Linked DNA regions of Mus musculus: region 2 is linked to region 1. A link is a loop called in an ENCODE intact Hi-C map of the cell type or tissue named here. Cell type or tissue: heart. All regions are shown on one strand.

Region 1 (8,000 bases):
GAGGCTACAATCGCTGGGCACGGCCAGTGCCCAACACTTCCGATGTGGTCATCGTGCGCTTTGGACTATCCATTGCACAGCTCATAGATGTGGTGGGCCTGCCTTTTCATGCTGCACTCCCTTAATCAGCGCCCACCCCACCCCCCCCCGCCCCCAGCCCACACGATCTCTCTCTTGGTCCTCCTTGGATTCAGCTCAGCCCTTCTCCCACCAGCCCTCAAAGCCCACCCTGGACACAGCATGCAGCTACCTTGTTGTGTTGCCATGGTCCCTTTGTTCCCATTCCTTGGAGCCCCCAAGAGCATAGGTTGTCTAAAACACATGTTCAACTCCCCTCCTCTGTGATTGGGTGACCCTGAGGAATCAGAGTACTGGTGACAGGAAGGGTGGCTGGGCTTTGAGTGTCCTATGAGTAGATCCTCAAAGTGCCTCCTATACACTCTGTCTTCTGGGATGGTTCATCAGATACCCCAACTATTTTACTTTCTATCTCTGCTACCCCAGGATGAGAAGAATCAAATGATGACCACCAATGTCTGGCTAAAGCAGGTGAGTCTTCCATAGTAGGAATTGGCAGACTTGTGCAGTCTCCAGACCCTTCTAGGACCCTCATTATCTATCGGCAAGATGCTAAATTCATGGGTCATGATCAGTAGTCACCTAAGAGGTGAGGCAGCTGTGGTACTGCAGGCTGCTCTCTCCGGGGGCTGGCTTTTGTTTGGCCAGTCTCTTACTCAACTGTTCTTTTCACCCACAGCACCAAGGGATGCCTTTCTAGGAACAAGCATCTCATAGTCCCAGGTTTACAAGACAGCTCACTGAATCGGCTCCCTTCATCATAGGACAAGGGGGTACCCAGGTATGCCCAGCTCCAAGGTCCATCTCCTAGGAGTGGCTTAGAGTCTGTGCTACCTGGCAAATGACCCCAGAGCTCACAAGCATAAAGCAATGACCCATTTATCACACATTTGTGGTCTGGTGGTCAGATGGCTTTCTCTGCTTCAAATGGTGACTAAGGTACTTGGCGGCACCTGGCCAGCTGTGGTTAGTGTGTTACTGTCTAAAATGGCTTCCCTTACATCAGCAGTTTTCAATCTCTGGGTCACAGCCTGTTGGCAAACCTCTATCTCCAAAAATATTTACATTATTCTCATAACAGTAGCAAAAGTACAGTTATGAAATAGCAATGACATAGCTTTCTGCTCGGGGGTCATCACAGCACGAGGAACTGTATTAAAGCACTGCAGCATTAGGAAGGTTGAGGGCCACTGCCTTACATGTCTGTCTTTTACATGGATATTTGGAAAGCTCTGGAAGATTCTGAAAGGCTGGGGTCCTCCATGCGCACTCTCAGGTTCCTTCACTAGGGTCTCTTTGGCAGTTGATTTGATGGATTCTCACTTGGTGTCTTCAAGTCTCCCTGAGTGACAAGAGACAGAAAGTAGAAGCTGAAAGCCACTTATGGATCTATAGCAATCTAGCCTCCATCTTACTTCATTCTATAGGCACAGTCAGTAAAGAATCTAGAGTCGGGAAGAGACAAAGATACCATTTCTCCATGGAAGGAGAGTGTGTGTGGAGTTCTGGGATGGGCCACTGTTGGGCAGGCTCATTCTGTCATCCCAGAAAATCCCAAGGCCTTAAAGTGGAGATGACAAAGGGACATGGGAAAGGAAAGCTAACCCCTGCCCTCAGCTTTCTACTCTGGCCCCTTGGGTACCTGACTGGCCCTGACTCAGAGGCCAGCAGGCAGAAACCCACCAAGGCAATGCCATTTCAGAGTCTTTCAAATAGGTTCCTTGCTCACTGTAGGGGTTCTACACACAACCCCCGACTCACTGGGTTCTGGATGCGTGATAGCTACTTGGGTCAGGGGCTGCTCTGAGCCAATTGCTTCTGCTATTGCTTATTCTGGAGTCATTGGAGGGTCTGAGCCTCATCTCTATGGATGAACCAATGGGAACCAGAGTGAGGGGGAAGCTTTAAAAGGTGTGTGCAGTCATGTCATGGGGGGTGGTGTGGTCCTAGATCCTCGATCACCACGATTGTCCTGGTCACTCATGCCAGGGTTGTGGAGGAGGAGAGGAAAGGGCACAGTGGTGGAACCAGGCCTTCTGCAGCTGCCCAGGACTAGCCTGAAATGCTGGAGAAGTTATTAACCCTCTGGAAGCTCCTTTCTCCCCATCTGTGAAGGGGTGGCTCATCTGTCTTAGACCTATGGCCGTCAGATGCCCCCATTTGATGTAAGTGTCCCCAAATATATGAACCTGAAATCCTAAAGGATATACCAGAGAGGGAATAAGAGCTCGGTATTGGGAACTAAAGGGTAAAGCTCCGTTTCATACAGTGCTTGCCTGGGTTTGACTCCCCAACACCGCAGGCACTGGGCATGGGGCTCATGAACTCCATCCAGAGCCTGGGAAGAGGGGCTGAGAAGAAGCAAATGTTTAAGGTCGTTTTTTACCTTTACAGTAAGTTGGAGGCCAGCTTGTGCATGAAACAAACAAATAAACAATAACAAAATCTGGTTTTAAAATGCACTTGGACCTGCTCTGGTGGAACACAGTTGGGACCTAGAGCATCCTCTTCCTGCTGGGACTCCCTGGATCAGGAGGTCTCCAGAGCATAGTTGGAAGGTCATGGGTAACTCTCCTGGCTGTCTCTGGCAAGCCCTGCCTGGAGAAGGAGTGACTGCATAACAGATTCACTAAGTGGGGAGCATCAGAACAAGGGCCAGAGGCACAGCTAGAGGGCCAAGTGTGCTGGCACTGGCTGCCTGGGATTTTCACTACCAGAGTCGGAACAAAATGGGCTGCTTATCAGAAATGGTTTGCCCTATTCCCATAGCAGCCTTTTCCTCGTGCCATAGACTCTGTGGATTCTGTGGGGGCTAGGAGAGGGACACAGGGGTGCTACAGTCCCACAGCTCCTCAGATCACCTAAAGGTCCCGGTGGGGCAGTGCTCTGATGTGACCACTCCCCTGAGCAGGAATGGAATGACTACAAGCTGCGCTGGGACCCGGCTGAGTTTGGCAACATCACCTCCCTCCGCGTCCCCTCAGAGATGATCTGGATCCCAGACATTGTTCTCTACAACAAGTAAGAAGCCAGTTACTAATTAAAGTGCATCTGGGAGGGGAGAGAACTAGGCGAGCAAGAGCTCTTGCTGGGCTAGCAAGAAAATCTGTTTGAATCCTCAGTGGTCACATAAAAGCTGGGAGTGGTACTCTGGCTCGCTCTGTCTGTCTGTCTGTCTGTCTGTCTGTCTGTCTGTTTCTGTGAGTGTGTGTGTGTATGAGAGAGAGAGAGAGAGAGAGAGAGAGAGAGCACTTTAGCACTGGGGATAGGGGAGACAGGTAGATCCTAGAAGTTCACTGACCAGTCAGTTTAGCCAGACAAGCCTTCGATTCTTGAGGACCTGTCTCAAGAAGTAAAGATGGAGCATGGTCAAGGAAAGATACTTGATGGCAGCCTTAGGCCTATACACACTCAAATATGCACAAGCACTACCCACACATGTGCACACACCACACACATACACACATTTATTCACACATGTGTGCCAGCACACACTCTCTCTCTAATACATACATACATACATACACACATACACAAACATGCATGCATATATATACACAGACACATACTCATGTGCACTGGCATCTCTCTCTCTCTCTCTCTCTCCCTCTCTCACACACACACACACACACACACACACACACACACACACACTTTCTCATAAAAGAAACTAAAACTTATTCTTTCCTTTTTGGCTTGGGTAAGGTTTCACAGAGAAATCCAGACGTTAATACTTAAATGATGGCAGTGTCTCTTGCTAACATTTTCTAAAGCAGGTCTCTGGGGGACACTGCTACCTTCTTGAGATATGAATAGGCATGGAAGGTTCTTGGTGGTGGTGTGTGTGGGGGGGGGGGGGTTGGCATGTGACATAATTTTGGATAGCATAGTCACCCCCTGGTGGTCTAAGCCTTAAACACCTGTTGTTTGCTTCTGCAGGAGTCATATGCCCCGAGTTCCCCAGGCCCCATCTCTGTGCCCTGAGGTGGCACCTAGGATCCTTCCAGTTTCTGGTTCTCTCTGACAGATCAGGAACAAAGTCCCAGCAGCAGATTTATCTGAGTTTTTAAATTGTCAATAAGACAGCTGGTTGCTAATACCTGATTGCATCAAGTTCTTCTGGTAGGACAAAGGCTAGTCAGAACAGCTGCATTTAAGGGGTGTGTGAACGACACCCTCCTGCAGGTTAATAGGCAAAGGGTCAGTGAAGTCACATGGCCTCTTCCCCCGAATGGGGGCCTGCTGCCATCTAGTGGTAGTTATGTGAAATGACCGAAATTATCACTACCGGTTTGGGTTGAATGTAGGAATTGGGGGTGGAGTTTAAAGACTATTTCTACCCAGGGAAACCCAGAGTCCTATGGAGTCCTGCCTGCCGATTTCTTCCTTGTTCTTGTGAGGCTTCCTGTTTTTATGCTCTTGTCTCACCTCCCAGGTCAAGAACTAATTAAGCTTTCACAGTAATCCTGTTGAGCCCAGCCAGAAGTCCCTCCTGATCTCAGAAGCATTCCAAATGCCCAGTTGCATGGTGATGTCATGTGACTATATTTCATTTCCATGTGGTTCCCCAAGGGCAGGAACCACATCTCACATCCCTCAGGTACAGGCCCTGGTAGATGAAACTGGCCCCAAATACTGTGCTAAATGCACAGAGTACAGGGAGTTTCCTCACCAGCCAAAATGTTAGTCTCGTCTGGAAAGGAACGAAAAAGATCTGGGTACAAGATCTAGGATCCTCCTCCTCTGGAACTGAGTTCCCATTTAATCGTGAGGGAGATCAAAACACTCAAAAACCTTTACTCTAGTCAGGTATGGTGGAGAATACCTGTTATTCCAGAACTCAAGATACTGAGGCAGGAGGATCACAAGTTTAAATCCAGCCAGCAAGTTGGGGGCCAGCTGGGGCCACATAGTAAGATCCCTGTCTCATAAAACAACCACAAAAACTTCAACATACTAAATGGATAATAACAGGATCAGACTATAAATGTCCCATGATTTGAAATATGAAAAATTAAGGAATAGTCTTTATGACAGTCAGATATATAATTATGACATCAAAATGGCAATCGTGGTTTTTTTTTTTTTTAGTTTATTTAAATTTTTTACTTCTGCAATTAAAACACTGGTATTTGAAAAGGCAACTCAGATACGTCTGTCTGTAGGAGAGATTTATCTTGCCCTTGCTTGGATGACTCTACTTAGCCAGTCAATAGTGAGTTTGTTTACTCAGTTGCCCTGCTTCACGGAAGAGGCAGATATGCAGGATCCCAGCTTGTCTCCTCTTCCCAGTGCAGACGGGGAGTTTGCGGTGACCCACATGACCAAGGCCCACCTCTTCTTCACGGGCACTGTGCACTGGGTGCCCCCAGCCATCTACAAGAGCTCCTGCAGCATCGACGTGACTTTCTTCCCCTTCGACCAGCAGAACTGCAAGATGAAGTTTGGCTCCTGGACATACGACAAGGCCAAGATCGACCTGGAGCAGATGGAGCGGACGGTGGACCTGAAGGACTACTGGGAGAGCGGCGAGTGGGCCATTATCAACGCCACCGGAACCTATAACAGCAAGAAGTACGACTGCTGCGCGGAGATCTACCCCGACGTCACCTACTACTTCGTTATCCGCCGGCTGCCGCTGTTCTACACCATCAACCTCATTATCCCGTGCCTGCTCATCTCCTGCCTCACCGTGCTCGTGTTCTACTTGCCCTCTGAGTGTGGAGAGAAGATCACGCTGTGCATCTCGGTGCTGCTCTCCCTCACTGTCTTCCTGCTGCTCATCACAGAAATTATCCCATCCACCTCACTGGTCATCCCACTCATCGGCGAGTACCTGCTCTTCACCATGATCTTCGTCACCCTCTCTATTGTGATCACAGTCTTCGTGCTCAATGTCCACCACCGTTCCCCTAGCACGCACAACATGCCCAACTGGGTGAGGGTGGCCCTGCTAGGCCGGGTGCCCCGGTGGCTGATGATGAATCGGCCCCTGCCGCCCATGGAGCTCCATGGCTCTCCAGGTCTGAAGCTCAGCCCCACTTATCATTGGCTGGAGACCAACATGGATGCTGAAGAAAGGGAGGAGACAGAGGAAGAGGAGGAGGAGGAAGAAGATGAAAACATATGTATGTGTGCAGGCCTCCCAGACTCTTCCATGGGTGTCCTCTATGGCCATGGCAGCCTGCATCTGAGGGCCATGGGGCCTGAGGCCAAGACTCCATCCCAGGCTAGTGAGATCCTGCTGTCACCTCAAATACAGAAAGCACTAGAAGGTGTACACTACATTGCTGACCACCTGAGGTCTGAGGATGCTGACTCTTCGGTGAGTTGGGATGAGGAAAGCCCCTCCCCACCCCGTGGGTGACTCTGCCAGCTTAGCAGGGAAAAATCCAAGCCCAGGGCATGCCCTTGGGCAACCCTTTCCCTTCTTCTTGTAAGGACCAGTCACCCTCAGTCATGTCCAAAGAGTCTGGACTTGATCATGAAAGGGAAACACTAGCTAGAAGTCCTCTGGTTACTTCCTGGCCGATGGCAGAATACCACAGGGTCCATCCCCCTCTCTTCAACCTAAGTGGGGGAGAGTGAGGAAATTGGGGAGCTCAGATGCTGGTCTCCATCTGCTTTGTCTTTGTCTGGGCAGTCCCTCTATGAGAGGGGCGGGGTGGGGCGGGGCAGGGCAGGGAGATAGACTGCTCTGAGAAGGTACAGAAACCAAATACAAACGCATCCACTCAGTGCATGGCTGGCCGCTGCACTACCCTGTGGTAGAGGGTCTCCTCCATCTGGGCTCTGGGCAGTCTGTGACGTTCCCTAGTCACTCTCAAACCCTGCAGATTCTCAGCTGAACCAGGGTAGGCTCCCCTCCCCCAGGGCTGCATATAGTAAGTACTTAGTGTTCAGAACCTGGCTGTCCCCTTACCAACCAAAGGAGGAGTGAAAGGTTACTATGGGACAATCTTATTGAGTAGATAAGAACATTGATCATTAATTTGGAAATTTCTAAGAATGTAGATCCTCTGGCTTGGCCTGTGAGCTGAAGAGCTACAAAGCTCCAGCTCTTCCACACTGGCTTGCCCTGGGCTACAACCTGCCTCTTTCTGTCCCCTTCAGGTGTGTGGGGAAGTAGCATGGGACAGCACATTATTGGGGACTACTATGAGCTACATTTAAAATTTCCTGATTTTGATGGCCTGTGCCTAGTGTCTCCTCATGTCCCTCTGGACTCCTGAGCCTAGCAGTATGTGGAAATGGGAAAAGATAAAATGGGATTCCCAGGGATGTATCAGCCCTGAGCTAAGCCTGTTTCTCTCTCCACCCATCTCTATGTGTGGGATAACCTTGGCTTTGCAAGCCTTCGGTGGCCTGGTGACTACTGCCTCCATGAGGCTGGATGTGGGAGGGACATCTTCTCAAAGCCTGGCTCTTGTCACTGTAAGCCCAATTCTAACTCCAGGTGAAGGAAGATTGGAAGTATGTGGCCATGGTGGTAGACCGGATCTTCCTCTGGCTGTTCATTATCGTCTGCTTCCTGGGGACCATCGGGCTCTTCCTCCCTCCGTTCCTGGCTGGAATGATCTGACTTGATGTCCCTCATGTTGGCTCCAAGGTGGCCTGGACAACCATCTTCTGCTCTTCTGTGACTGGAGCCATCTCTAGAATATTCTTTTGACTTAATGCCACCTGCCTGCGATGTTTCTACGAGGCCCCTGATCTAGCCTGGACTTCATATCCTCCTTGTCAACAGTTCATGGTGCCATTGCGGTGACAAGCACTGAGACCACTCAACATGACAACTATTTAGGGATGCTGAGGAACTAGAAGAGGTGAAGGCTGCTCTGTAGGTGATGACAACATGGTGGTGATATGGGGGGAGAGCAAGATAGTTCTGAAAGAGCATATAGGAGTTGTCTATGGCAAAA
Region 2 (8,000 bases), 160 kb before region 1:
CTCAGGGAGCAAGAGTAAGTCCAGGAACATGGGGTAGTCAGCATAGGTGCTCCCCAGAGCACCGTCAGCAGCATTGTGACAGGTCACCAAGACTGGTCATGTCTACCGCCCAAAGAAGACTCAGCCACGCTGCTCTGACACAGTTTAGCACAGCTAAGCCATTGTATCCCAAAGCACGAAGGGGGCAGCACCTTGGTTTCCGTGTCCGGGGAACTGTAAGAGCTGATCTGTAGCCCTCCCTGGAAGAGTTCCTCTGCTTCAGATTGTGGCTGCTGCAGCTGGTTCCCAGGGGCGTGTCCGTCCCCTTTACCCTCCCTTTCATGCTTCTGCCTTCTGCTTCTTTCTTCTCTGGGCAGACTGTTCAACCAACAATCCTGCCCAGGCTAACCTGCGCCAGGAGCTGAACGACTCGCTCCAGGTGGCCGAGAGGCTGACAGAGCAGTACAAGGAGCTGCTGCAGTCCTTCCAGTCGAAGATGCTCAACACCTCATCCCTGCTGGAGCAGCTGAACGACCAGTTCAACTGGGTGTCCCAGCTGGCTAACCTCACACAGGGCGAAGACAAGTACTACCTTCGGGTCTCCACCGTGAGTTGTATCCCAGTCATTTGATGAGGCTGAGACCCGGGTGTGATCCAGAGGTGATGTGTGTCTCTTAGAGATGTGGTGGGACAAAGGTCCCACCTAGGATTTACACCAGCAGGGACTAGGAAAACCGTATGCACGTTGTAGCATTGAAATGCCTTTGCCCCGTCAAATATCCAAGTCTCATTGTCAAGATGAGGAAAGAGAGAGGTTCTGTGGTTTGCTAAGAACAGACAGTTTTGGGCAACTTCCCTGGGTCAGCCTGTCAGCCTGGCTGTAAAGCTGCTTCCTGCCCAGGGCCACTCTGAGTGCCACATGAATTGGTTCACTGTTAGCCAGTGAGAACTCGGTTTCCTTTAGTTTGTGGACCCCACCCCTACCCCCTTTGACCACAGACTGGCTAACATTTGTACAAAGCAAATGTTGGGGCCAGGTGTTGTGGTGCGTGCCTGTAAGCCAGCACTGAAGAAACTGAGGCAGGAGAGTAGAGAGCTTGAGCCTGGGCTGGACTATATAGTGACAGCCTCTCTCAAACAAAGCAAAACAAGAGAACACAACAAGAAGAAAACATTCAAAAATCATTTCAAGTTTCTGGAGTGCCTACTTGGCTAGTCATTTTTAAGTAACATTAAAGGCGTGGTGGCGCACGCCTTTAATCCCAGCACTCGGGAGGCAGAGGCAGGTGGATTTCTGAGTTCGAGGCCAGCCTGGTCTACAGAGTGAGTTCCAGGATAGCCAGGGCTATACAGAGAAACCCTGTCTCGAAAAAACAAACAAAGAAGCAAGCAAGCAAACAAACACACAAACAAAAAAACCGAGATAGTTTTGCTCGGAATTCTCTAGGCATCCAGAAATGACAGATAACCCGCAGATCCATATCTGGCTGAAGGGGGCAAAGGGCAGTTCCATATCCTTTGACAGAGAAGGGTGCACTCTGCAGCCATCCCGTAGAGACACTTCTCCTGCCTTCCTCTAGGTGACCACCCATTCCTCTGACTCAGAGGTCCCCTCCCGTGTCACTGAGGTGGTGGTGAAGCTGTTTGACTCTGACCCCATCACAGTGGTGTTACCAGAAGAAGTCTCTAAGGATAACCCTAAGTTTATGGACACAGTGGCGGAGAAGGCGCTACAGGAATACCGCAGGAAAAGCCGGTAAGCGGGCAGCCTTTCTGTGACCCCAGGGACTGGTAAACAAGACCCTGGAGGCCTGGAAAGTCCTCAGGAGTCCAGACAAGGAACAGACTATGCATTCTGGGCACGTGGCCTATCCCTGAGGCCAGAGCCCACGGGGAAGCTAGGAAAACCCCGGGGATTTTACTTTCTTTGCTCTGGGAAATGTTTTTCCTTGATGGTTAAGGATGTGGGTGTTGGCGGCTGCTTCTTGGGGGATACTGATTCTCTTATCCACTCTCCTCTTTTTTTTTTTCAAGTGCGGAATGAGATAGAAGCATCACCTTCCTATATGTAGGAGTGTCTGGGAGGGAATCTCCCAGCTCCCCGAGGTGGCTGCAGACCCCTAGAGAACTCCACATGTCTCCAGGCGAGTAGGCCTCACCCAAGCAGCCTGCCCTTCCTCTGGATTCTGTACACTAATGCCTGCACTTGCTGCTCTCGGGAAGAACTGATTCCCCCACGCAACTAATCCAATAAAAGCCGCCTTGCGATACGTGTCCCTTGGGTCTGTTTTTTATTTAATCCTCCTGCAGGCTGCACATCTTGGTTTGGTATGGAGGGGAAACAAGGATAATAGCCGGGTCAGTTGCTAAAGCACTTGCCACACGAACATGAGTTTGGAAAAGTCAGGCATGGTGGCACCCTCTTGTAATTTAACCTCGGCGCTATCAGAACAGAGGAAAGAGGAACTTGCTGGTGTTCGGTGAGCCTCAGGTTCCAGTGAGAGATCTTGTCTCAGAACACATGGGTAGAAAGAGACCAAAGAGCGACACGAGGTCATGCATATAAAAATGAACAGCTGAGACTATATAGGGGTCTCCATACACTGTAGAGTACTCATGACAATTGGGGCACCTTCAGCTTTGAGAGAGGTATGTTCCAATGAGCCACGGAGGTGAATTCCTGAAGTCAGAGACTTTCCCTTCCCGTTACAACACTGTCTGTGAGTTCTGACAAGGTGGAGCGGTCTCCCAGAGGAGGCACTGACATCGAGGCAAAGGAGGCTGCTAGTGGGACAAGTGGGTGTTTTACTGTGTAACTGACAATTCCCTGAGGAAACTGATCAGCAGGAAGCCACATGAAGATTTTATTTGTAAGAACTCGGAAACCTGGGGCACCTTCTGAATCATGGCATCTCACATCACCGTCCTTCCATACAGTCTATACCCCTTTATTGGTTGTTTATCTCTCTGCTTTCATGGTTTTTAGTTCACTGCTTTTTAGTTCACTGCTCACCCTGAACTGTTAAGTTAGCTGCAGTACCAGGTGCTGCCAGCAGGTGACGCTGTCCAGCCATAGTCTACATCCCTATGGCGCACATCTAGTGTGTTATCTGCAGAAGTTGAGAGAAGCCATAGTGAATGACAGAGGGCATTTAGTTATTAGTTCTGAAGCTAGTAAATATCAGATGAAGAAACCCAAGGAATTCACTGTGGCCTTATAGCTACCAAGGCTTCTAGCGCAGTGTCCTCTCCAGACCTAGTCTTTCCTGGTGTTTTCTAGAGGAGCTTGGTCAATTGAGTATGCACAAGGAAAATGAAGAGACAGTGTAGGACCAGTGAGCATGGAGCCAGTCTGCGAGATAACAAATGTTGTTACACTGTGACGAGAAAGCTCACGAGGTTCAGAACGAGCTGTTTGCCTCTGGGCTGTTTCCAGTTTCACCTCTGATGCTAATATCCCTATTGTGGTGTGCCACACTGACTACGCCATTACTCCATGACGGCCAGGCAGCATCAGTGTTTGCACAGTTCTTGCCCAGGCTCAGTGACTTGCAGTCCAGCAGAAGCTCTGTCTGTCTCTGAGCCAAGTGGAAGCAGAGGAGGACTCGTCTAGGCTTGGAATGGAGTTGCTGTGGATTGGGACACCCTGATCTGAACTGCCCTCGCTTGTACAGGCACTCAAGAGAACAAAGATGGTTGTTAGTTGGTACCAGGCACCTCTGTGACTCCACCTTTATCTTTCTGGGTATCCTAGGGCAAATCACAGGTCGGGGGTGAAGGAAGGACCACTTTTCCCAGCTCACGTTCACAAGGTTCACAATCTTTGTGGATGATGTCGTATGTGTAAGGCCACAGCAAACAACAGGCACTAAAGATAGAAGGAGTTAGTTCTTTGAAACTTGAAGGCCTTCAACATAACTTGCTACTGCCTTTCTCTGGCTATGTAATATCTATAAACATATCTATAAACATATGTCAAGAACACGAAAACAACAACCACATGGGTGACTCCTTTTTGGAATTTTCTGGAAATGTCTGGGCTTTTCTTAGTCTTTGAAAGGCCCTGTCTCATAGAGAAGACATCAAGGCAAAGCTGACATCATCAGGTTTTAGTGACCTCTGTTCCCCATTGCGTGGTCACGTTACACCTCTTTGTGGATTCCCATTCTAAGACCCCCTTGGCTTATGTGATTAGGCTCTTTGGAATTATATTTCTGGCTCCCAATCTCCCATTCTTATGATAGAATCTGTCTTAGGCAAAACCACAGGCAGGGAGCTTACAAGGACCAGAGGACCTCACTTGTAAATCTGAAGCCAGCCATGGTATGTGGAGCTCAGTGTTTGCTCTCTTCTCTGAGACATTCATGGTCAGGTTTTCGTTTTTTGTTTGTTTGTTTGAGCCATGGCAGGCACACACATTAGGTTTAGATTTTCTCCTGTGTACAGCTTGTCTCCCTCCTGGAGACAGCTTGAGACTCAGTCCAGAGATCTGCAAGAGGCTACCATAGAGGCTACCATGGGATGCCTAGAGAGATCCCGTCCCCTGAGCTCTGTGTTCTTTCCCTCTGTTAGTGAATTTCAGTGACTTTCGCCAGTCACCTCTACCCATCTGCCTTCCTGGCAGATCACATACAATGTCGTAGTGAAGCCTCTCAGGTGACAGTTTATCCATTCTCTAGTTTTGCTTACTTCCTATTGCTGGGACAAAAAGACCCCAATAAAAGCAACTGATGAGAGAAAGTGCTTATTCTGGCTGGTAGTACAGACACAACCCAGAGGGCTTCATCTCCTGATAGTTCTATAACCTCTCTCAAACATCTCCACCACTTGGAGATCAAATGGTCAGGCATGTGAGCCTGTGGGGACATGCACATTTGGGCCACCACACAGGTGGCCTGGTCAACTTGTCTAAGTTTGTCCTATCTAGAGCCAGAGACTCCGGGGCACAAGGACCATTTGTCATCAGCCTCTAAGTGTCTCCTGTATTCCGGTTTGGCAAGAACCTCAGAGTGATGAGCAGGTGACTGCATCCCACTGGAGCCTCAGAGCTCACCTGGCCCCTCCTTTTCTCGTCTGCATACCTGAGGAGTATGGGGAGCAGTGGGCATCTGGAGAGAAGTGGAGTTGGTCGCCTCTCACCCAGATTCAGCCTGGAGGACTGATGCTGTACCTCCCACCCCGCCCCATCCAAGGCACAGCACACACTGGCATCCATCTGTTAACTCGATTTTCAATCCTTGCATGTTCTGATGATCACTGTCCACTTTCTTAGAGTCCAGGCTTGGCAGACAGAGACACACCTCAATACCCATGAGTTTCCACAGCCAGAGAGGAAGCTAGTGTTTGCCACCAGGGGACAGAAGAGCTGGCTCCGCAGGCTTTGGCTTCAGCTGACTGGGAAGCTGCTGACAAGATGGAGCTCAGCCAATTCGGGAACATGGGACAGAACTAACAGGAGAGAAATCGGGGGGGGGGGCTCAGCACACATCACTCAGGGTCACAAGGGTGGCACATGAGAGTCGGCAGGATGGGTGCCATACTCCTCAGGTATGCAGACGAGAAAAAGAGGGGCCAGGTGAGCTCTGAGGCTCCTGTAGGATGCAGTCACCTGCTCAGTTGTCAGTTGTTCAGTTGTCAAGACACCAGCTCAGAGAGAGAATGAATCACACCCATTGGAACTCCTAAGGATGCACAGGTGCCCTAGCCATTAGAATGTGTGTTTCCACAACACTGGGCTAGCCAAGCAATCTAGGAATTGAAGAATGAAGGCACACGGGGGTTTCAGATCTGTCATTGGACCAAGTCCCTGCCTGCCTGCCTGTCTGTCTGCAATAGAATGCTCAGTTCATGGACTTTAAGCATGGAGATGTAAACTATCTAAAGTATACACTGTGGAAGGAGCCCCTGTCTCCAGCAGTAGCAGATGCTCTTCCTGGCCTACTGCTGGGGTAAAAATACCATCTTTAGGATGAGCCGGTACGAGTAAAGTTGGAGTTCAGTAAATACAGAAGGGAAGTCTGGGACTTGTTAAGGGGAGCAGGGCGGGCAGGAAGGGGATTGCAACACTTGGGATGTAAATAAATAAAAATCCATTAAAAAGAAGACAATCCATGCTTGTTTAAGCATGGGCATGGAGAGACACACAGCCAAGGAAAGGACAGAAGGACATTTGAGGAAATGAGGGCTTTTCAAGAGTGGAGTCATGGGGATTCTGGATAGTCCCCTTAATGAGCAAACTTAATGGGATGGGGGTTATTTGTGAGTTAAAACCGGGTGGGAGGTAACAAGTGTGGATTTCCCCAGAACAGGGTTCACCTCTTGTTGTCCTTCTACGGGGCTTTCCAGATGTGTCGTGGCATCAGAGGAATAATGGGAAAAGCAGTCTTACAAGCCCAGTGGTGGATGGGGCCATTACAGAGAAGCCAAGGATGTCAGTAGGCATATGTAGTCAGCCATGTTGGTCCCAGCGGGGCTTGGGTGGCCGTGTTCTTCACAGCATCCTGATAGCAGACAGCTCTGGGCTTTACCTTCTCTTTAAGCAACAAGTAGTCGGCCTTTCTCCACATGCCTATGCAGCCTGTCTCAAACTCCCCTACCTTTGGTTGAAGAGCTTAAAGACATCGCCTTTTGTAGCTTGCTTTGAGATATTGATAAGTCTCTTTACTTCTCTGAGCTTCGGTTTCTTCTTTTGTGGAAGGGCAGGGGTGGGTTGATTTGGAAACTGGAGATTTCCAATACCTTGGGGTTTAGTTTGCTATTATTTTCCTCCACCCAAGACACTCAGAGCCTAGAAGAGAGAGCTAGGAGCTTCAGTAGCTGTAAGCCTTCTTCTGATCCTGTGCTGGGAATCAAACACGGGTCCTCTACAAGAGCCAGGCATGGTCTTACGCTCTGAGCCCTCTCCAGGCCCACATTTACTCTTGTTAGCAGCACCAATCCATTTCAGAGTGGCCCAAAGAAAAGCAACCAATGAATACATCTATAACGAGAGATTCATGTTGGGCTCAGGTACCTATGATTTCATAGGCCCCAGTCTGCCAGGCAGCCCAAAGGCTGCAGACTCTGGCTGGAGTTAGTGTGGACTCTTGCGGCCCCAAAGCTTCTCCCAGTGGGCATGTTCAAACTTTTGGCTTGTCAACGTGGCATTCACACACATGAGAAATAGGCAATCAAGTTATAAGACTAATTTCAAAACTCATCATATTTTAAGTAAGCTTCTGCCCTTAAATATTTGTTATTGTTGATACTAATGTGTCATTGTGGCTTCATTTGCACTTTTCTAATGATCAGTGCAATGATACTGATCACGGATGCACTGATCATTCCCTAGGGTATAATGATATTGAACATGTTTTTCTGTGTCCGTGGGCCTTGTGTACCTGCTGTAGAGAAATATCTATCCAAGTCCTTTGCCCCTTTGCTGATCTGGCAATTCTGTTGGTAAGAACATTTTGCATTTTAACTCTCTACGAGATAAAGAATTAAAATATGAATTCCTCAAGGGCAAAAAGATATCTTTCAGAGTCTTTTAATTCTGACAAAGTACCTGGAACATATTGGCTCTCCAAGGAACATTCCAGAAAGGCCACAAATAAACTGAAATCATCTCTGTGAAGAGAAAGATGAAACCAAGACCCAGGGAAACCCAGGGACACGGCGAGATCCCAGCCCAAAGAATTGTCTCTGAGGTGAAGGGAGAAAACACAGGGATCTAACAGGAACTGGTTAAGAAGACGAGGCAAATTCCACTCTAAACACCACCCGAAAGAGACACTGTGAGGGCCAGGCCATGGCAGTCAGAAGGCCACGTGGACCCATCTGGAAGATGGCTTGCTCAGGACCAACAGACAGACTCTGGGCATCTGAAAGGCCTTTAAGGATAAAAGTAAGCAGAGCATGCCTCATGCTACCTCTGTTGCCAAGAGATCCCTTCTGAAGAGGGAGGGAAAACTGCAGGCCCCAGGGATCTCTCTATACTTGGTGGACCAGTAGAACCTAGAAGGACCAAATCCTTAGCCTGG

The links. Hi-C counts contacts between places; a loop is a spot of excess contacts. Peaks named below come from ENCODE experiments on the same cell type or tissue, not always from the same donor. Only the 100,000 strongest peaks of a DNase experiment are listed, where the experiment ranks them.
Region 2: it touches region 1 in a loop (8-fold over the local background); 37 of 42 quality-filtered maps call a loop at or near these places.

What each region holds. Positions count from the first base shown.
Region 1 is chr14:66,143,417-66,151,416 of GRCm38, forward strand. It overlaps Chrna2 (cholinergic receptor, nicotinic, alpha polypeptide 2 (neuronal)), which reads left to right. Exons shown (of 7, transcript NM_144803.2): 3 at 1-92; 4 at 505-549; 5 at 2,990-3,099; 6 at 5,371-6,403; 7 at 7,535-8,000. The coding sequence ends at 7,660. Among named protein-coding and RNA genes, the nearest start is that of Chrna2, 6.5 kb to the left of the region's middle. In heart, CTCF peaks have their summits at 4,322 (motif pointing left) and 7,454; DNase peaks (open chromatin) are centred at 2,675 and 4,295; H3K27ac peaks cover 250 bases; H3K27me3 peaks cover 840 bases.
Region 2 is chr14:65,979,295-65,987,294 of GRCm38, forward strand. Clu (clusterin) reads left to right here. Exons shown (of 9, transcript NM_013492.3): 7 at 357-586; 8 at 1,560-1,735; 9 at 2,014-2,254. The coding sequence ends at 2,023. Gulo (gulonolactone (L-) oxidase) reads right to left here. Exons shown (of 12, transcript NM_178747.3): 12 at 7,493-8,000. Among named protein-coding and RNA genes, the nearest start is that of Clu, 15 kb to the left of the region's middle. In heart, a CTCF peak has its summit at 3,032 (motif pointing right); no DNase peak of the experiment used is centred here.